3 separate regions of the Mus musculus genome follow, and all the other regions are linked to region 1. The links are chromatin loops, found by intact Hi-C in ENCODE. Cell type or tissue: left cerebral cortex. All regions are shown on one strand.

Evidence for each region. Peaks named below come from ENCODE experiments on the same cell type or tissue, not always from the same donor. Only the 100,000 strongest peaks of a DNase experiment are listed, where the experiment ranks them.
Region 2: a loop joins it to region 1, with 2.6 times the contacts of the local background. A loop is called at or near these places in 3 of 42 quality-filtered maps.
Region 3: it touches region 1 in a loop (2.3-fold over the local background); 2 of 42 quality-filtered maps call a loop at or near these places.

Annotation. Positions count from the first base shown.
Region 1 is chr9:26,758,177-26,763,176 of GRCm38, reverse strand. B3gat1 (beta-1,3-glucuronyltransferase 1 (glucuronosyltransferase P)) reads right to left here. Exons shown (of 7, transcript NM_001310766.1): 7 at 1,827-4,028. It overlaps Glb1l2 (galactosidase, beta 1-like 2), which reads left to right. Exons shown (of 19, transcript NM_001310768.1): 19 at 1-133. Among named protein-coding and RNA genes, the nearest start is that of B3gat1, 27 kb to the right of the region's middle. In left cerebral cortex, CTCF peaks have their summits at 2,798 (motif pointing right) and 4,146; DNase peaks (open chromatin) are centred at 564, 2,842 and 3,681; H3K27ac peaks cover 742 bases.
Region 2 is chr9:26,119,660-26,124,659 of GRCm38, reverse strand. No RefSeq gene overlaps it. Among named protein-coding and RNA genes, the nearest start is that of Gm39312, 89 kb to the right of the region's middle. In left cerebral cortex, a CTCF peak has its summit at 2,452 (motif pointing right); DNase peaks (open chromatin) are centred at 1,169, 1,522 and 2,466.
Region 3 is chr9:26,411,305-26,416,304 of GRCm38, reverse strand. No RefSeq gene overlaps it. Among named protein-coding and RNA genes, the nearest start is that of Gm30313, 140 kb to the left of the region's middle. In left cerebral cortex, a CTCF peak has its summit at 2,239; a DNase peak (open chromatin) is centred at 2,149.

The sequences.
Region 1 (5,000 bases):
TTCTGGTTCTCTTGCCTTAGCTTCCCAACTTCTGAGATTACAGGCTTGTAGCATCATGCCCAACTCAAAGGAACCTTTTTTAAAAAGCCTTTTATTTGTCTTAAAAATTTAAAATAAAATCACTTGATAATTATCTGTTTTTGTGTCTGGGGAAATGAGGTGTATGAGAGCCATGATGTGATGTGTGACTGTTCAGAGGGCAGGCTGTGGGAGTTGGCTCTCCTTGTGTCCCAGGGAACAAAGTCAAATTGTCAGGGATGGTGGAGAGTGCCTTTACCCACTGAGCCATCCTACTCACCCTCAGAGGAAGCCTTTCAAAGTGAAACTTGTAGCTGATGCCTACAGAGCAAGGCCTGCCAAGCCCCCAAGTTTCCCCACTCTTGCCAATTTCTTCTGCGATGCCCGGAAGATGAAGCATCCTGCTAAGATGCAGAGGAGTCCAGGGCTACTTGAGCAGAGCCAGAGCCAGAGAGCAGTGTCATATTGTCACTTTGTCTTGCATTACATAAGAGCGGGTTTCTGCAAAGCTGAATTAAGCAGGGCTGTGCTGAGAAGTGTGACAGGCAGTCGGAATATAAAGGAATCTTACACAGCATCCTCTGTAAAGGAGTGAAGAAGCCCGGGAGTCGGTTTCATGCATACACCATTAGGTATGTATCCAGATAAGGTCTTTCTGTAGTAACATTTTTTCTCTACCTCTCTAGCATGTGCAGCCGACCTTAGCTCTCCAGAATTGACTAGTTCTTGCAGAGCCTGTGAACCACATACCTGATCTCAGCCCCTCCAGAGTTCCTCTCACCAACATCCAATTACTCTGAGACTCTGCTCACTCACTCTCCCTTCCTTTTGTCTACTCACTGTGTGGGACCACTCCTGTGGGACACCAGCACCCTCCAGTGTCTGTTCCCAATCTTTGAGGCAGGCACACAGACAGCTGTCCCTCACTATCTATGGCATATGTGTATGACAAGGTCAGAAACACAACTTCACTCTCCCTTATGTGACCTCTCCTGCACACCGTCCAGGGCAAACAAACAGAAATTCCATTGTGTGTCCCAGGTGATTTGGGCTCTTGTCTCTTCATTCCACACACAACCCCCTTCTTAAGCTGGGAAGACAGATGCTCCTCTCTGCCCTCCTCCAACCCACCATCATCTTGTAGGTGGTATATTGCAGGGGCTGCCTCCCCAGCCCCCTAACTTGGACCACTTGTCCTCAGCTCTATAAACAAAGTGGTTTTTCTTGAAGGTCAGTCCGTTCCATCAGTGGATTCTGGTTTCACTTAGTGTAGAAACCAAAAACTTTACCCTAGTTTTGGAGGCCAAATGGTCCCAGGCTTTCTTATTCCCATGTCACCCCACTCCCACCCCTCCCTGGCCTGATCAGTTGCAGTCACATTGCTTTTTTTTTTTTTTTTTTTTGCTGAACTATATGTATGGGGGAAACTCTGCAGTTGGGGACACTTCACTTTTATCTGGATTGTCTGCCTCAGCTGCACATTGGCATGTTGCTGTTTGGTTCCCATTCCCGTATGAAGAAGGACTTTCTCTCTATGCTTCATGGAACCCCAGCCCCCCCACCCCATTGCTCCCTCCCACCTTTCCCAGCAGCTCTACTGTTCCCCCGACAGTAGCTCTGCTGTTCTCCCGACAGCAGCTCACATCTGAGATGCTGCATTGTTATCACGGTCTCCTGTATTTGGTGGGTAAGCCCCATGAAGACCTCTACGTGCTGGGTCCCTGAAGAATGCCTGTTCATAGCAGGCATCTGGTAAATATTTGTTGGACAGTTCAATTAATAAACAAGACTAAAATAAGACAGGGGCTGAAGAGGATTACAACTGTTAAAAACCATATTTGACTTTTAATTTTGAAAACAAATTAAATACAGTTAAATAAAAACAGACCAGATGGCGCAGCAGCTTGGGCCCCACCCTCACACCAGCCTTTGCCCATGGTGCTCCTGAACCCCTGGCTTAACTCTTCTGTGGTGGGGCTTTCCATCGAGGGAGCGGGGTTGCAGCCTGGGTTTGGAGGGAAAGTTGTCATCATGGACCCAGTTCTGATTTGCAACAAACTCATTCCCAACAGAGATGAAGGCCGCAGTCCACCAGGGTTATAATTTTAAATAAATACACATGCAGTGAAGGGAGGACATTACATGAAAACAACTGAAGTAGCATCTGCCAAAACGTGAAAAGTAAAAATCCCCATTTTTGTTTTGTTTTGTTTTGTTTTTTTTCAGTTTCCTAAAAAGAGCACTGAGTTTGGCTAAGAAGGCAGCCTTAGCAGCCCGTTTGACCTTGGCATTCACTGACAGTTTCTATGAATGAGCAGTAGGGTGCCCAGACATAAATTCACCCATCGGATAAATTCCCGGTGCCTCTCATTTGATGCCAAGGAGTAAATTTCCAAAACAATATCCAAAGTATAAATGGCTAGGGGGAGATGTCCTACAGGGGGCTGTGGGGTCTGATCCCATCAGGTGGTGTCCTGAAGACTGTGAGAAGTTAAATTCATTTCAACATAGGCAGCTGATGCTATTCTCTGAAAGTTAGATGTGTGGACTGAGTCTCATCCACCCGAGAGTGGATTCGGAATGACTCCCGGGCCTGTCCTATGAGTTTTAATGGAGCGCGGGGGGAGGGGGAACTGGGGGAAGGTGCGGGGTGGGGGGAGCTGTTAGCAGTTAAAAAATAAACGCCTCTTCAGTGGGCTTGCGCCCTTTCCTTTCCCCCACTTGGGAGGAAAATTGTGCTTCCAACTTGTAGGAGCTGGAGTGAGATTACCACCAGAGGGCCCCATGTAGCCAGGACCAGGGGCCTCTCAGATGCTGAACACCCAGGCAGATGGTTCTTTTGGGCGGCTGGGTAGGTGCAACAGCGTGAGCATACTGTTCTGTCCGGGGTGGAGAAGGGGCAGTGGGCACGAGGCGGGTTGGCTTTGCAAGCTTTCCCATTTTGTGTGAGACAGAGTGATTTCTAAAGCAGTATGTGCTCAGGTCGCCCTTCCTCTCAGTGTGTAGACATTTCCTGCTCTTGACCTTGAGCCCATTCTAATGCAGCCCTCACAGAATCGGCTCAGGAAAGGACTGGGATTGCTGGGTCTCACATTTTTTCAGGAAGAGCTCTGCCTCTTTATTATTGTTATCTGCGCCCCGAGATCTGTGATTCTTAGGGGTTTCAGGAAGAGGGCAATTGTCTCCTCAGTCCAAACCCAGCAAGGGGCATTGCAGCCCAGGGGTACTGGAGAGGCAGTGGGGACACTGGGGTGACTTGGTTCTTAATCCAGGTCGATCTATGACCTGTGCTGGCTCTAAGCCCACCACCTTGCCGATTCTGGCGCAGGAGGCTTGAGGGACATGGGAAAGGGCTTTGTTCTCCTACAGCCTGAGGTACAGGGGGAGCTGTAGGAAGGCCCAGGCTCCCCCAATGCAGGGTAGGGTGCCAGGTGGGATCCAAGACAGCCTTATGTCCTGTAAACATGAACCAGAGGAGAGCCAGAGGTATTTCTGATTTGGGAGCAGCTCTGAGGAAGAGCAGGTGTGAAAGAGGAGTGTTGGGGCATCTTCATGCCCCAGGCTGCTCTCTGGTCTTCAGAATGTCCTGGCTGGGCACATGCTGTATAGTCATGCTAGGCCCAAGAGCAGGGAGCCATGGAGAGCCATGCTGCACTCCACAGTAGGGTTTTCTGACCTCCCTCACCCCAGTATCACTCCAAGGCAGGGTCCCCTGCTCACACAGCCCCATCAATGTAGGAAGCTTCCAAGGAGATGTGCCGAGCACAGGCTTGGCTGGCAACCGGAATCCCCAGCTCTCTGGTCTTTTAAGCCCCTGGCCATGTTGCTGTAGAGGACCACAGGTCTGGGATTCTGTGCTTAAATTCTCTGTCTTTTATCCTGACATCAAGCTGGGCTCTCTTGGAAGCCCTCGGAATACATAAGAGTTGTTCCTCTGGAGTCTGCCTCAGAGTGACTATCAGCCATGGGAGAGGATGGCAGGCCAAGATCAGGGTCTGAGAAGGAGGTTCCTGTGTGGGGAAAGTAGGAACAACAGGGGTGTCAGCTTGGGGCAAGGTGGAGCTGGAGCTGCAAGTAGAACAGAATGCTTGATTCCAAGCCCCTAGTGGACGCCATGGTGCCTCCCGGGTTCCCCTTGGAGACATTTTTGAAAAGCAAGTGGTAGCAGTTCTTCTAGTAACATATAAGGGCAAAAGATGGGATGAAGCTTTGGACCAAGGCATTCTAAGATGCACTGGCCAAGGATTTCAGGATTCAGGATGACACCCTGTAGTCCCAGAAACATAATGTCTGCAGATGTACTAAGGCAAAAATTTAATGTAATTGTCTGCTACGAGCCCCTGGATCTGTGATAGGGTCTAGAGTAGCAAATTCTGGAGCAGTGGATACAAGAGGCAAGAGCACAATAGGCCCCATAAAAATATTTTGCTTGGCCAATCATTTAGCATAAATCTCTTGGGTTAATGTGTCACTTTGGGCACGTTGTTTAGCTTTTCTGACAGCACTGTCACCTCTAAAGTGTAGGCAGATACTCTGACCTAATTGAAAGGGATATAAACAATTAAAAAAAAAGATCTATTGCATAGGATTTGTTACATGGCAGAGATTGATTTCAGTGCTCTCCACCTAAGAAAAAGCCAGGAGCAGAGAAATGTCACTAGGCCAAACAGAAATGTGGCACCTTGGCTTGGGAGTGGGCTCTAGGGTTTGCCTAGTGAGCTCTTTCACCTGCTATTGAAAGCTACAGGGTGGAACAACAATATGAACTAATCAGTACCCCCCTCTCCCCCCGAGCTCGTGTCTCTAGCTGCATATTTATCAGAAGATGGCCTAGTTGGCCATCAGTGGAAAGAGGCCCATTGGTCTTGCAAACTTTATATGCCTCAGTACAGGGGAATGCCAGGACCAAGAAGTGGGAGTGGGTGGGTGGGGGAGTGGGTGGGGGAGTGTGGGGGGGACTTTTGGGATAGCATTGGAAATGT
Region 2 (5,000 bases), 640 kb after region 1:
ACTATCCTCCCATTGATGTCCAACAAGGCCATCCTCTGTCACATATGCAGCTGGAGCCATGGGTCCCTCCATGTGTACTCTTTGGTTAGTGGTTTAGTTCCTAGGAATTATGGGGGTACTAGTTGGTTCATATTGCTGTTACTCCTATGGGGCTGCAAACCCCTTCAGCTCCTTCAGTCCTTTAGTTCTTCTATTGAGGACCCTGTGCTCAGTCCAGTGGTTGACTGAGAGCATCCAACTCTGTATTTTTTAGGCGCTGGCAGAGCCTCTCAGGAGACAGCTATACCAGGCTCCTGTCAGCATGCACCAGTTGGCATTCACAGTAGTATCTGGGTTTGGTAATGATATATGGGATGGATCCCCTGGTGGGGCAGACTCTGGATGGTCTTTCCTTCAGTCTCTGTTCCACAGTTTGTCTCTGTATCTCCTCCCATAGGTATTTTGTTCCTCCTTCTAAAAAAAAACCGAACTTATCTCTTCTTTAGCCAGTGACTCCATGTCCCCTAGGTTCATCAAGTACTTTTTATCATGGAGATCAATTACTATATACTCTCATCACCAAGAGAAATCTATTAGGGGAATTGTTAGGAATTTGAGATTAGGTAGTTTAGATTTCATAATTGTATGTAGATGATGAAAACATATGTTAATGTTCTTTATGTCAGTAGAGATACAGTCAGCAACTCTTTCCCGTACATGTACCCTCAAATTTCTAATGAGGTGTTTTTCCCCAACATGATATCTTAATTGATTATTTAGGAACTTTGTATAATGCACCTCTGTCATATTTGCTTTCTAGTCCTCCACAAACCATAGACATTCACATGGGCCCTGGTCATCTAAATGCTATGTGGCAGCATCACAGACCATGGATACCAGCACATCCCCGGGTTATGGATACCAGCATGCCTCCAGAGGCAGCATTGACCTTGTTGACTTTTCAAGGTGTTTCTTTGGAAGTTGCCTGGTGAAAGGGTATGTGACATTTTGCTGAAGTGGATCCTCTAGAGGACACATGATGTTAAGAAAGTGTATAAGCATAACCCAACAGAGAGTGAACAACACTCTTGGATTGGTTTGCTTTGCAGCTCTTTGCTGGTCATTTTTGGGCCTCACTGATGCTGATCTTCACTGACAATGATCTTACGTTGCTGTGCCTTGCTTTTCTGCTGTTTCATGCTGCTTCTTGGACTAGTGCCAATCAGCAGATCTTTGCTATTTTTTCTGGATCAAGATGCTGCTACTGATTTGTGTTTGCAGTTTTCTAGTGGACTGGACTGCTGGCAATGAAGGTTGCAATCACCTCAAAGAACTATTTCTAAACAAATCCACAACCCCCATTTTCTGTTAACCTTTCTTTTCTCTTACCAGTGGTAGGAAGGGAGCTTGAAGCATTAAAGAATCATAATTAAAGTAGGTTTTAAAAAATTCTAAGCCTACAAACAAAATTAAAATATATATGTACTTCTACCAGAAATAAGTATGCTGTTTCCTCAGAAAAGCTAAAAATAGATCTACCATATGATCCAGATTTACCATTCTTGGACACATGCCCCAAACATTCAATATCTTACTACAAAGATATTTGCCCACCCATGTCCTCTGCTGTCCTAATCATAGTAGCCAGGAAATGTACCTAGCCTAGATGTCCATCTCCTGATGAATGGATTAAGAAAATGTGGTACATTTAGACAATGGAATACCACTCAGCTGCAAAGAAAAATGAAATACTAAATTCACAAATGAATAGAAGGACCTGAACAAACATTCTGAGTGAGGAAAGTCAGACTCCAAAGGACAAAAGTAGCATGTTTTCTTTTTTGTTATTAGTCATTTTATTCTCTTACATTTCAAATGATATCCCCCCTCCAGGTTTCCCCTCCACAGATCCTCCCAATCCCATCCCCCTCTCACCCCTCTCATTTGCCTCTATGAGGGTGCTCCTCCACCCATTCACCCACTCCTGCCTCACGGCTCTAGCATCCACCTATGCTGGGGCATCAAGCATCCACAGGACTAAAGGCTTCCCCTCCCATTGATGTCAGATAAAGCCATCCTCTGCTACATATGTATCTGGAGCTATGTTTCCCTCCATGTATACTCTTTGGTTGGTAGTTTAGCCTCTGAGTGCTTCAGGTGGTCTGCTTAGTTGACATCATTCTTCCTATGGGGTTGCAATCCTCTTCAGCTCCTTCCGTCCTTCCCCTAGCTCTTCCATTGCAGTCCCAGGACTCAGTCCGATGGTTGCTTGTGAGTACCTGCATCTGTGTTGGTCTTTTGTTGATAGAACCTCTCAGGGAACACCCATACCAGCATCCTTTCAGCAAGTGTTTCTTGGCATCAGCAATAGTGTGGGGGTTTGGTGTCTGCAGATGGGACAGATCCCTAGGTGGGGCAGTCTCTAATGGCAGGTGTGGGTATTACCTTAGAAACTGGATAATTGGGTTTAAATACAGGTCACCAAACCAGCAGATGGCAGCATGGGACTTTCAAGGAAGAAGAGATGGAGTACAAGTGTTGAGAAAAAGGAGTAGAGAATAATAAAGCAGGGAGGGTTGGTTGGAGATATGAATGAGAGCATGGGATCAAGTAGAATTTGTATGTGTGTGAGCAAATGAACACTAAAGACCTTTGAGAAAGTTAGGTAGAAACGACTGCTGTATAAACCCGCTACTGTAGAAGTTTCTTCAAATACATACATATAAAGAGTTGAAATGGAGTTACCTTATCATGGGGGTGGGCAATACCCCTCTTAGACATTTCAGGCTAATAAATAAGAAACCCAGTGCCAGAAAACATGTATGACTTGGAAATTCTGTCCATTCTGGCTAAGTTTCACAGTGTTGGAACTTACTACCCTCAATGGTAGAGGAGAAAAGTAATTACAATCCAATCCAGCTTTGTAACCTGACAAGATACGGCTACTGGTGTGAGAGTGGAATGATTTTTTTTTTTTTTGTTTTTTGTTTTTAAAAAGACAGTATTCCTGTTTTATTGTTTTTAATATAATCATGTTTATCATTTATAGGGAATAGTTCTAAAAACATTAAGTCAAATTGCACTATTATGGAATTTGAGACTAAGTTCTTTACAGAAAACTTATTTGTTCAGAATTAATTTCAAAAAATGTTCACATGCTTCACATTTAAAAATGGATTGTGAATGTAGCTCAGTGTTGAAGTACTTGATTGGCCTATATCTAACTTTACTTAAACCCTAGCATTGAAAAGTAAAGTAAAATGAAAGTTTAACTTTTGAGAGTGGAATGATTATTTTTCATGGTTTCACATTTATGTCAATAGCTAAGCAAATATGCACACACATATGTACATGAAAATACATACATAGAAGTTAAGATACAAAGAAAACATAGTAAAACACTAAAACTGGCAATCTAGCTAAAGAGTTTGGGAAAGTTCATTGTACTGCCTAGCTACTTTTCTGTAGATTTGCGATTTAATTTTACTTTTTCAAAATTGGTTATTGTTTATATTGTATTTATATTTCAAATGTTATTCCCCTTGCTGATTTCCCCTCTATAAACCCCTTATCCTATCCCTTCTCCCTCACTGCTTCTGTGATGGTGTTCCCCTACCTACACACCCACTCCTGCCTCACCACCCTAGAATTCCCTTACACTGGGGCGACAAGCCTCCACAGGACTAAGGGGATCCCCTGTTATTGATGCCAGATAAGGTAAGCCTCTGTTACATATACAGCTGAAGCCATGGCTCCCTCCATGTGTACGCTTTGGTAGGTGTTTTAGTCCCTGGGATTTCGGGGCGGGGGGAGGGGGGCTCTGATTGATTGATATTGTTGTTCTTGATACGGTGTTGCAAACTCCTTCAGCTTCTTCAGTCCTTGCCCTAACTCCTCCATTGAGGTCCCTGTGCTCAGTCTGAGAGTTGGCTGTGTGCATCTGCATCTGTATTGGTCAAGCTCTGGCAGAAAGAACCTCTCAGGGGACAGCTAGCTTTGGGATTTTAAAAACAAGAACACAGATTTCAATAATCATATGAAGTAGTTAAGAAGTATATACTGTTTATAGGTAGAAACACTGGCAATAAAGTAATATATTAGGATGAAGGAATTATGGGAAGTGTGAATGTTGGATTTTCCTTCATACTTATTGTTGATATTGTCTACACATTTTTTTACTGAGCATATAATTCTAAACTTGGGAAAGATTTAGAAAATGAAAAGAAGTATATAAAAATTTAAACTATTTATTGTTTCTTTGTGAATTTCACATCATGTATCCAATCCCATTCATCTCCCCATCCACTTTATCCATCTTCCACCCTTCAACCTCCCGCACAAAATAAATAAAATAAAATAAAATAAAACAGAATAAAATAAAAACAAAACAAAAATCATCATGTTGTGGAAGCTGTAGTATGTCACTTTGTGACACCCTTTTGTTCACACATCTTGCAAACGTTCATTGCAATAAATCATTGGTCTGTTTCAAGGCATCGGGCTTGTGCTATACTGTGAATACTGGATCCTCATGGGGACTCCTCTTGGAGATCCTGTTGTTGCCCTGTGTCATAGAGATCCTGTGACTTTGGTACTGATAGATCAGCCCAGTGACATGACCCAGAAGATTACAGATGGAACAGGTGTTGGGGTAAAGTGGGATGAATTTTATGGGGCTAAATAATCACTTTCTAATTTGATTTAGTTCAAGTTCCATAAGATGAAAATCATGCCTGACGCCATTATCTCATGCAAGAACCTGTGGTGAGACACATCAGAGACCCTAAGAAAGAACTTACTACTATTTTTCAGAGATGTGGACATACTATTAAGCCAACTCTTAATTACTTATTACTAAGCCTATTGATTAGAGCATCTCTCAGCCCTATTCAGAGAAGCTTTCTTTTGCAGTACATGGTTTTTAGCATAGAGATTTACAACTGGTCAATGTGCAGAGAATAAAAGTAAGATAACAAGAGATTACAAAGTGCTCAGCCCTAATGGTACATCTATATTATGAC
Region 3 (5,000 bases), 350 kb after region 1:
TGAGCCACTTGGGACCCTCTTTTTACTTTCCCTGACCACTAACTTCCCTCTCCCCAAGTTCTGTTCATTCATGTGCAGGCACAACTAACATATGAAACACTAAAATAGACTAAATTACTGAGATTTAAAAGCAGGGTTTAGGCTTAACCTGCAAAATAGATACCACATACTTTACAGTCACCCAAACCCACTTTTTCATACTATATTTAGTATTTTGAGAGAAGATCTGGATATGAGCCAGTGTTTTGCAATATGCAGTGGACAAACTACTTTGTTTTACCTCACATTTTCTGAAGTTATAAGGGACAAACTTTGTGCTAGAACTCAGAGCCAGTGTATGCCTTTCCACAGAGGAGGGAAAAGACATCTGAAAAGAGAAGTCTTTAGTTAAGGGATTGCAGAAGGTCTAAGTTCATCTAAGAAGGAAAGGAAAAGTATTTCTCTTAGTTAAAGACTGATTTTGGTTATGTCACCAGGGGAAGATTTTCGGGCTAGCAGTTCTCTATCACTGCCCTCCTCCTCACATCTTGCTCAGGCTGAATGTACCCTATCAGACTGAAGATCCGGATTCCTCATTGTGGATTCTGGACTTTGTGGTTCCCAGGGAAGTCCAGGGAGGGTGGCATGACCTGCTGGTCTGCTCTCCAATACAGAGATGGATCTGCCAAGGTACAGAGATTCTGGAAGGCTGGCAAGGTTTGTGAGGGATGGCAAGGACAGAAGGTTCAAGAAGTGAACTGTGGAGCAAAGAAGACAAGAAAGAGCTTGCAAAGGCAAGCAGAATGCCGAGTCTCCTCTGGGAAGAAAACAGAGGGCAGAGAGAGGCTGGGAAGGATGACAGGGAGAAACTGTGAAGCTTAGAAGATTCAAACAGAAGGGAGAGACAGGGAGAAAAGGTAGAAATATATAGAATGATCATACAAAAGAAACACAGGGACAAAATGGAGTAGAAACTAAAGGAATAGCTGACCAATGATTGGCCTAACTTCGGACCCATCCCATGGGTAGGAACCAAACCCTGACACTATTACTGAAGCTATGTTATGCTTGCACATTGGAGCCTAGCATGATTGTCCTCTGAGAGGCTCTACCAGCAGCTGACTAAGACAGATGCAGATACTTAAGTAAGGGGAAGGATTGAAGGAACCAAAGAGGATGTCAACTCTATAGATAGGAAGACTAACTATGTCAACTAACCTGGAACCCCTGAGAGGTTCCAGAAACTAAGCCAACAACGGAGGAGCATATAGTGGCTGGCCTGAGCACCACCTGCCTGGCAAATATGTAGTAAATGATTGACTGCTTTGTCTGCCCCAGTGAGAGAGAATGCACCTAATCCTATAGAGACTTGATGCTCCAGAGAAGGGGGTTGCTAGGGTGAGGCAGCCTCTCAGAGGGGAGGGAGAGGGACAAGGGGAGGGGGAGGGGGAGGGGGAGGGGGATGGACTGAAGAACTCTGGATGGGTGCTGAGGGGGCTACATTTGGGATGTAAATAAATAAAATAATTTTTAAAAAGAGTATGCACACAGGCATGCATGCATGCACACACACACATGTACACACACATGTACACACACACACACACCCTTTTCTTCATAGCAAGAGAGCAAGAAAGAATGATGACAAGAAATGCGAAGTTCTTAACACATTCTTGTAGTTTACAACATGCACAGCTATTATTATTACCTAGAAAATCAGAGTGTTTTATTTCTTTAAAAATTATTTTTGTCGTGCCTAGATAATTTCACACATAATAATACATCTGGAATCAACCCAACAGGCCCCAGTGCTATCTCCTCTCTACTGGCTTATTGAAAAAAAAAAAAAAAGAAAATCAATCAATAATTCATTGGCTATGCCCATGCTTCTCCTTGCACATTTGCCCATCTTCATTTTTTTTTGTTGATCTTGTCTGAGGTTCGATGTTAGGACCTATTTTTGCTGTCTGTTTTCTCTTGTTAGTTTTCGCTCCTTTACTCTTTGGGACCTGACACCTTTTTGTTTTCTCAGTCTTCATGTGTGACTTGAGACTATCTGAGCAAGGGATGGGACTGGCTCAGAGGCTGGGTATGGCATTTATTTTGTGTGGCAGTGAGGATGGAGCAAATGGGAAACAGTGCTGTGAGCCCAGCTCTGCTGAGACTCTATTAACATGTAAAACAGATACTAAGAGGCTATGCAGCAGCTAACAGCTATGGGAGCAAGGTTGATTTCCTTATTTTCTGGGTACATCAATGGCTCCTTCCAGTGGCTAAAATCAGTTTTCTCCCCATTCCAGAGCCCTACTACTAAGGGTTTCCTTCTGCTACAATTGAGTACTCTTTTCTCAAGCCCTTAGGCATGTCCCCTATCTCATTTCTGTACAATGATAGCTTTGTGAATGAAAGCATTAATTGCTTTTACAGTTTGGCAACTGATTTCCTAGCAGAAGTTCAATAGTTATTGACTACTTATTGACTAGGGTAGCTGTGACTTAAGAGATTACAAAATTTAAAAACATCACTTAAACTCCTGCCAACAGTTATTATGGATAGTGTTCAATATCTCTACTTCCCCAGCCTTGCCAAGGTCACCTCCCCTTTCTTGCCACATGAAGCTATTCTGACTCAGTCATTTGAATTTGGGTTTGGATGGACTTGTCCTTTTGGTGTCTGTGCTGGACACATTTATTAATGGTTGGATTATCCTTCCCAGAATCCCTCAGCATGCTGGCCCACTGTGGCATTCTTCAGTGCTTACAATATGTATCTATGTGTATGTGTGAGCATGTGTATGAGGGTAGTCTAAAGCTCTTGATTGTTTGGTTATAGGATTAATTATGTCATTATCTGAAGTTTTAGTTAAAGAGAATATAGCTGATCCACTTTCAGTTTCTTTGCTTTCACAGTGAATCTGTGTCCTGCAGAGAAATCATGTGTATTTCTAGGTCTCTCCTTTGTTTTTCACCACTGTCCACAAAGCTTGGTTCATGTATATAGTATGGATGTGAGTGATGTGCCTGAATGTGATGTGTACACACATCACAAGCAGACATAGGCACAGACATGTACACACAGAAATGTGTACATACATACACATGAATGTATACATGCACACACACACACGGCCTGAATATATTCCATTGAAAATATTGTCCTATCTCCTACTGTGTTGCAGAACACATTTTTGTTGTTATTCATAGCTGTAGAAGGTAAAAATCAGGCAACCCCTTGTGGATGTCTTCTTATCTGAGTTTCGTACTCTACCCTACTGGCTGACTTGTTTATTCTTGAGTCAAAGACATGTCATTTGAAGTGATTTAGTCTTATATTATGACTTGATATCTGGTTATATATTTCAATGTTGTTTGTATTCTTCAGGATCATCTTGTCTATTCTCAGTCATTTACACCGCTACAGGAATTTTAAGTATAGCTCATTAATGTAAACAAATAGTGCTGGCATTTTTCCTGGAGTTGCATTAACTCTATAAGCTAATTTACTTGTGATTTCTGGGCATCTACTCTTGGCTCCTCCCTTTCTAAGCCATCTATGCCAAAAGATGGGTATGTTCCAGGCCCACAAAGAACAGCGGATGATGCTTCTGCACTGGTAAGCTCATCAGATGAAGAGACCACACTGGGTCTTTTCTGATGACCATACGTGGTCCTAGGGTCAAACTACATCCTCATTTCCAAACGCATCTTTTGTGATTTGCAAAGTGTTGAATCATTGCTTGATAGCGTTGGCTCAGAGGGATTGTAAAGACATTTCTCAAACCTTTGGAAGTGCAGATTTGTTGTTTTTGATTCCTTTATAAAATATGCACGATGAAAGAAAGTTAAAGTGAGTTCCAGCATTGAGGGCCCTGTGGCATGATGTGCTTCACTGACTGTCCTCTGCCCATTAGTATATTAGTATATTAGTATTATATTCCTGCTGGACTCTGCTTCATGAGCTTGCTGTTTTTCTCACCCATCTAACTAGGTGTAGTCTGAGGACATCGTGGGGAGAGATGACTCCTCAGTGGATGCAGAGCTGGCCCCTTCATCTGATTGGGTGTCCCGTGAAGTCATCATAAGAGCAGCAGGAATTTCTGGGCCATATATTTTCATGAACTTGTTGTAACATTCTTTGCATTACATAGATAAGATTTCTAAGCTCTAATTTAGCTTTGCTTGAGTGGGCTTTTGGAAAAAGGTATCTTGGGGCCATGTAGGGAGAACCTGTGTAATTATGTCCTAACATCACTCTTGGAGAGTTTCCATGTCCACGTAGTAAGAGTTGTCTGAGGTGCCTTTTTCCTGACACAATACTTTTTGTTAATATAGTGTTAGTATATTCCTTTACAGATACACATTTTCCTTTGAAAAGGAACTTTTCAGAGCTACTCTCATGCCTATAGTTTCTCAGTACAACTGATCTCAAATATGCCAAGGAAGTACATTTGCAGTTTTGTTCTCTTGTCCAGCTACCTTGAGGTGGGTTTATATGAACCCCAACAGAATTATGCTCTTGGCAGAATTAAAATAGCTTCTTTCCCTATCAGTTTTGTTAAAAGTCACAGGAAAAAAAAAGACACATGAAGAAATCAGGCCTTGTTTGCAAACTTGCCAAGTTCTGAGCCCTCCTACCCAGGATATGGTGAACTTCCCCATGCTTTAAGGACCATTATAGCATTAGAAAGACAGGACTTAGCAGATGAGTTGGTTGCTATGGAAATGCTATGGTATCTTTGGCAAATTGTGTGTGTGTGTGTGTGTGTGTGTGTGTGTGTGTATGATAGCATTGGAAATGTAAATGAGCTAAATACCTAATAAAAAATGGAAAAAAAAACCAACCAAACTAAGACACATACCAATCAAAAAAAAAAAAAAAAAAGAAAAGAAAAGATGGAAAAAAGCAGTCTAAATTGCATGGGATCCCATGACAAGAGAGGATATGGGGAGACGTAGGCCAAGATCAAACTAAAGAAACCTGGAAACCCTGCCCCATCAAGTAACAGATCACACCTGAAAAAT